2 separate regions of the Homo sapiens genome follow, and region 1 is linked to region 2. The links are chromatin contacts, found by Hi-C or POLR2A ChIA-PET in ENCODE. All regions are on one chromosome and are shown on one strand. The core of a region is the stretch at or near the end of the contact, and the rest is flanking DNA. Distances in the headings are between cores, read along the strand shown. Region 1 has its middle 19 kb from the start of SCNN1B. Region 2 has its middle 54 kb from the start of SCNN1B.

What was found. Hi-C counts contacts between places; a loop is a spot of excess contacts on that map. ChIA-PET counts read pairs that join two places held with the same protein, here RNA polymerase II (POLR2A). Pooled maps may share reads with other maps.
Region 1: a map of mammary epithelial cell shows a loop between it and region 2 (1.9-fold over the local background). The contact joins two enhancer-like sites. A Hi-C loop is called at or near these places in 2 of 168 maps with a recorded cell type or tissue (mammary epithelial cell and thyroid gland) and 1 of 50 pooled maps. POLR2A ChIA-PET finds 5 or more read pairs at or near these places in 4 of 52 experiments (A549, MCF 10A, PC-9 and 1 more).

The regions. Positions count from the first base shown.
Region 1 is chr16:23,282,166-23,285,333 of GRCh38, forward strand. It overlaps a transcript of SCNN1B not described here. Among named protein-coding and RNA genes, the nearest start is that of SCNN1B, 19 kb to the right of the region's middle. Within about 2 kb of position 1,571, at least 4 of the 41 ENCODE cell types and tissues checked have a DNase peak (open chromatin) inside an H3K27ac peak, as active enhancers do; they include PC-9, where a contact is called at or near this core.
Region 2 is chr16:23,247,018-23,250,351 of GRCh38, forward strand. No RefSeq gene overlaps it. Among named protein-coding and RNA genes, the nearest start is that of SCNN1B, 54 kb to the right of the region's middle. Within about 2 kb of position 1,419, at least 4 of the 41 ENCODE cell types and tissues checked have a DNase peak (open chromatin) inside an H3K27ac peak, as active enhancers do; they include PC-9, where a contact is called at or near this core.

The DNA of each region.
Region 1 (3,168 bases), core at 321-2,820, 35 kb after region 2:
CCACTACACACTATATCCACGTACCACGACTGCACTTGTACCCATAAATCCATAAAAATAGAAAATTTAATTTCAATAAATAAAAACAGTGATGGAATTAGTACCCCCCAAAATGAGGGGGAAGAACAGATAGGGTTTTCAAACATTTATTAGGTGCCAAGAACTGAGCTAAGCATCTACTATGTGTCTTCTAATTTAATCTTTACAACAATAACATGAGATAGGCACTATTATTATCCCATTTTCCTGATACAAAGGCTGAGGCTAAGAGAGATTAGGTAACTTGCCAAGATTCACAAAGCAAATAAGTACAGATAAAGAAAGGAATCTATGAATACTCCTCCTTGGTTTATGATGGGGTTACATCCTGATAAACCCATCATGAGTTGAAAATATCTTAATTGAGGTAGGAGGCATGACTCCATTCCAGATGTGGGGCTTGGACACTGGACCAAATTGAGAACTAGCTAAAACAGGGCCAGAGCAGAAGCAACTTTCCATAAGACACACCCACTAGTGTGCCATGTCAGTTTACTATTGCCATGGCAACGCCTGCCCCCTTCCATGGCAACAACCTGACAACCCAGAAGTTACCACCACTTTTTCTAGAAACATCTGCATAAACTGCCTCTTGATTTGTATGTAATTAAAAGTAGGTGTAAATACAAGTACAGCCCTGCCTCTGAGCTGCTTTTCTGGGCACACTGCCTATGAGGTAGCCCTGCTCTGCAAGAAACAGTCCTTCTGCTGCTGCTGTGTGCTGTGGCTTCAATATAAGTTGCTGTTTAACACTACCAGCTTGACCTTGAATTCTCTCCTGGACAAAGCCAAGAACCCTCCTAGGCTAAGCCCCAACTTGGGGGCTTGCCTATCCTGCATCAAGTTGAAATGCATTTGATATACCTGACCTACCAAACATCATAGCTTAGTCTAGCTCCCCTTAAGCTCAGAACACTTACGTTAAGCTGGGCACAGTGGCTCACGCCTGTAATCCCAGGACGTTGGGAGGCTGAGGCAGGTGGATCACTTGAGGTCAGGAGTTGAAGACCAGCCTGGCCAACATGGTGAAACCCCATCTCTACCAAAAAGACAAAAATTAGCCAGGTGCGGTGGCACATGCCTGTAGTCCCAGCTACTCGGGAGGCTGAGATATGAGGATCTCTTGAACTCGAGAGGCAGATGTTGCAGTGACCCAAGATCACGACACTGCACTCCAGCCTAGGCAACAGAGCAAGACTCCATCTCCAAAAATAAGAAGGACACTTACTTTAGCCTACAATTGGGCAAAATCATCTAACACCAAGCCTAATTTATAAGAAGGTGTTGAATGTCTTGTGTAATGTATTGAATATTGCACTGAAAGTGAAAAACAGAATGGTTGTATAGGTACTCCAGGTACAATTTCTACTGAATATATATGGCATTTGCACCATGGTAAAGTCAGAAAATCCTAAATTGAACCATTGTAAATCAGGGATTGTCTGCATTGTCCCTGAAAAACAAAACCATTGTAGGCAATTCAAATAGAGGAAATTTGATACAAGAAATTAATTACACAAATGATTCAACAGCTGAGAAGCCAAGCCGGAGATGGTGAAGCAATCCTGGACTCAGCAACATCAGGAAACTACTCTCACAGGTAGGGCTGGAGGGACACAGGGAGGATGTGGTGTTACCGATGCCCAGAGCTGGGTCATGCTCAGAACTTGGTCCACCTAGAAGGAGCTAGAACCACAGCAGGAGCTTCCCAGTGAGAAGCTAAACCATGGAGGAGGTGCAGCCTCTGTTGGGAAATGTTCTCTGAATTTGGGGAACGAAGGACCGCCCTGGCTCCTCCCCTTGTCCCACCATCCAATCTCCTGCCAGTGCCTCTTTTTGGCCCAATTTAGATAGAAGTCAATTGACCAGTTGGCAGTAGAGCTTGGGAAATGTACCTTGCATTAGAAATGTTAGGGATGGCCGAGTGCAGTGGCTCGCACCTGTAATCCCAACATTTGGGATGGCTGAGGTGGGCGGATCACCTGAGGTCAGGAGTTCAAGACCAGCCTGGCCAACATGGCGAAAACCTGTGCCTACTAAAAGTACAAAAATTAGCCAGGTATGGTGGCACGTGCCTATAATCCCAGCTACTCGGGAGGCTGAGGTAGAAGAATTGCTTGAACCCAGGAGGAGGAGATTGCAGTGAGCGGAGACAGTGCCACTGCACTCCAGCCTGGGCAACAGAGCAAGACTCCATCTCAAAAAAATAAATAAATAAAAATAAATTAAGAAAATAAATAAAATAAAATGGCAGAGCATGGATCTAAGATCAAACAGGTCAACAACCCACATGTTGGTCTTGTTAGAACTCCAGCACCTCACATAGTGTTTGGCACAACGAAGGCACTCCATAAATAGAAAGAAAGCTAGGAGGCAGAGGGAAGGGCAGACAAACACTAAAGTCTGTGCTCTTAACCCAGAGGGAGCAACCTCAGATGCCTACAGCAGTCAGACAGAGCATACAAAAGCATGGAGTGAACCAGTTCTAGGGAGAGGTGAGGACCATGTCAAACTGGAGAGCACACCCCATGTCTAAATGGGGCAGCCCTACTAAGTAACTTTCAGCCAATTTCTGCCAAGGAATGCAAGTTCAGTGTTGCCAGATCTGCTGACTTCTCAGGAGAAATAGAAAATCCTGATTTTCAAGTTCGATCTGCTACTTTTTAAATGTTGGCAAACAAATCAAATCCAAATGAGCCTGGGGCATCTTGTTGGGCTGGAAAGCAAAGAAGCTTATCAAAGACTATGCGAGTTCATGGTCCCATCAGAAGGACACAGAGGTAGCCTGGCAGGGCTCCCACTTGCTCAATTTGGACCATTTTTTAGTATCAAAAAGAAAGAATGAATAATCCTGGAACAGAAAAAACACATTAGTGGAGAAACTGGTAACATTTAAATAAAGTCTAGAGTTTGGTTAATAGTAATGTATGAACATTGGTTTCTCACTTTTGTCAAAGGTACCATATGGTCATGTTAGACGTTAAGAAGTTAAGACTCTCACTCTGTCACCCAGGCTGGAATGCCATGATGTGATCATTGCTCACTGCATCCTCAGTCTCCTGGGCTCAAGCTATCCTCTTGTCTCAGCCTCCCCAGTAGCTGGGACTACAGGTGTGCACCACCACACCC
Region 2 (3,334 bases), core at 169-2,668:
AACGCATCCCTCATGAATGGCTTGGTGCTGTCCTCATGGTAATGAGTGAGTTCTTGCTCTATGAATTCACTTGAGATCTGGTTATTTAAAAGCACCTGGTACCTCCTCCCTCACTCTCTTGCTCCGTCTTTACCATGTGACATGCCTGCTCCCCCTTGGCCTTCCACCATGATTGGAAAGTTCCTGAGGCCCTCATTAGAAGCACATACCAGTGCCATGCTTCTTGCAGAACCTAAAGAACTGTGAGCCAAATAAACCTCTTGGCTTTCTAAGTTACCCAGCTACAGGAATTCCTTTATTGCAACAAAGACAGACTAACACAGCTCTCCATGCCCTTTCCTCTTCCAGCTCACTGAGCTAGTGACACATTGAAAGCCACGTTGAAGATGGCAGAGTCACCTAGCACCCTGAAGGACTGCATAGAAGAGAACTGCCTCTACCCCTGAATAGTCATCAAAGATTATTAAATGAGCAAGAAATGCATTTTTATTTCATTTGTACCACTACATGTCTGGGTCCATTTGTTACAGATGCTTAGCCTGCAATAATACTCACCAAAACCTACAAGCTTTGCTTCCCACAGTGTTCACTCCACATTTTAGGGAGCAATGGATTGCAATGATTAAGAGTGTGAAGTTGGGGCCGGGCACAGTGGCTTACACCTGTAATCCCAGCACTCGGGAGGCTGAGGTGGGCAGATCACTTGAGGTCAGGAGTTTGAGACCTGCCTGGCCAACATGGTGAAACCCTGTCTCTACTAAAAACACAAAAATTAGCTGGGCTTGGTGGTACACATCTGTAATCCCAGCTACTCAGGAGGCTGAGGCAGGGAGAATTGCTTGAACCCGGGAGGTGGAGGTTGCAGTGAGCCGAGATCACACCACTGTACTGGAGTACAGCCTGGGCAATAGAGCGACACCTCAGAAAAAAAAAAAAGAGTGCGAAGTTGGGTGTGCAGCAGATCCATGTTTAAGTCCTAGCTCAGCTGCTTGCTGGACACGTACCCTTGGGACAGTTAGTTAACCTCATCAACCCTCACACTTTAAAATGGGTCTAACAACCACATTTACCACATAACATTTTTGTAAGAACTAAATGAGAAAGTGTCCCATATTTACTTTATTTCTAAGGCATACATTTGTTTTTGTTTGTTTTACATGTTAATGTTTCTCAAGTCAGCGTCTTTTAATAGATGAGTACATTGAATATGGTAGTTTATTTTCTTTTCCTTTTATTTTTTATCTTCTTTTCCTAGAAAGCTGTTGTTATATAAATGGTATGGATGGCATCTTAGAACCGAGGAAATACATTAGGTAAAGGGCTCAGTAAGTGCCCAACACAGAGTAGCTATTGTTTTTTTCTTGCAGCTCAGGCAGACAGTGCTTCTAGAATGGCTCATTCAACCCTTAAACCAGAGGTTGCAAACGGGAGGCCTGTTGGCCAAATCTGGCCCTAGGGCATGTTTTGATTGGCTCATTTCACTCCAGTGAATTGCCAAAATTTGAAAACTGAAAGCCTTCATACAGCAATTTGGATTTCCGGCTTCTTTTCTAAAAATTCAGAAACTCTGACTTCACTGGCCTGAATTCTAGCAGGGTATTAATCAGCTGGAACCACACACCGACTGCCCTCTTCAAAAGCAACTGACCACTGTCTCACCACTTCTTACTGGGGTGCGTGGCCATCTCACCCACTCATGTAATCTGCCTGGCACCTGTAGGCATTTGACTGTGGGATCCCTGTGATACTTAATGGTTATTGAGAAACTGTCATGTACTTCTGCTCTTCCAGTTGAACTAGGAACAGTTTGGTGAGTCAGGGCAGGGGCAGGAGGTCTTGCTGTATCCCTACATCAGAACCATGTACCTGAAGAGTACAGGTGCAACGGGCATAGCCTTTCATAGTTAGGGGAAAAGGTAATGAAGAGGACCTCTTTCGTAATCCCACACTTGGCGTGGGAGCCACTTTTTAAAAAAAATCTTATTTTTTGGCCAGGCACCAGGGTGCTTGCCTGTAATACAGCTCTTTGGGAGGTCAATGCGGGAGAATTGTTTGTGACCAGGAGCCCAGGACCAGCCTAGGCAACATAGCAAGACCACCCCCATCTCTATCAAAAAATATATATATATAAAAATTTAAATTAAAAAATCTTATTTTTCTTTATTCAAGTGTAACACACATGCCAAAGAGTGCTTATTATAAATGTACAGCTTAGGCCAGGCATGGTGGCTCATACCTGTAATCCTAGCATTTTGGGAGGCCAAGGCAGGCAGACTGCTTGAGTCTAGCAGTTCAGGACCAGCCTGGGCAACATGGTGGAACTTTGTCTCTACAAAAAATACAAAAATTAGGTGGGCACTGTGGTGTGCATCTGTAGTCCCAGCTACTCAGGAGGCTGAGGCGGGAGGTTCACCTGATCCCGGGGAAGGTGAAGGCTGTAGTGATCCATGACCACACCACTGTGCTCCAGGCTGGGTGACAAAGTAAGATCCTGTCTCAAAAAATTTTTTTGGTAAAAAATTAAATGTACAGCATAATGAATTGTGACAGACTGAACATAACTGTTTAACCAACTCCCAGATCAAGAAAGAGAATATCACCAGCAACCCCCAAGAAGTCAGCCTCACATCCCCCTTCTGGTCACTGACACCCCCCTTGTTTCCCTGCCTGACCCTCATGAAGGATCACCACTATCCCGACTTTTAGCAGATTGATTGGTTTCTCCTGTTGCTGTATTTTATATACACGGAAGCATGCAGAATATGTATACAGCTTCTTTAGCTCAACAGTAAGTTTAAGATTTATACATGTTGTTGCATGTGCTTGTAGGGTGTTCATTCTCATTAGTATATAGTATTCCCATGTATGAATATATCACAGTTTATTTACCCATTCTCCTGTAATATAATAGCTTTCAGTTTGGGTTATTACAAATAGTGCTGCTGTGAAGATTCCAGCACATGTCTTTTGTTGAATACATCAATAAACACACATGTATATTTATATGTTTTTTTTCCTGTTGCTGGCTATTTCTGCTGGAAGTGGAATTGCTACGTCATAGAGTATGCATAAGTTCAGCTTTAGTAGATGCTACCAGTTATCTAAAGGGACTACACCCCTTTTAACTCCTACCAGCAGAGTCTGAGAGTTCCAGTTGCTTCACAGCCTCATCAACACTTGGTCATTTCCATCTTTCATTTTAGCCATACTGGTAGATGTATGATGGTAATTTGTGTGTTTTTTAATGGATTTCCCTGAAGACTAATGATGGTGAGTACATTTTCAAATGTGCAAAGATCATTTGGATACTCTCTTTTGTGAAATGACACTGTGT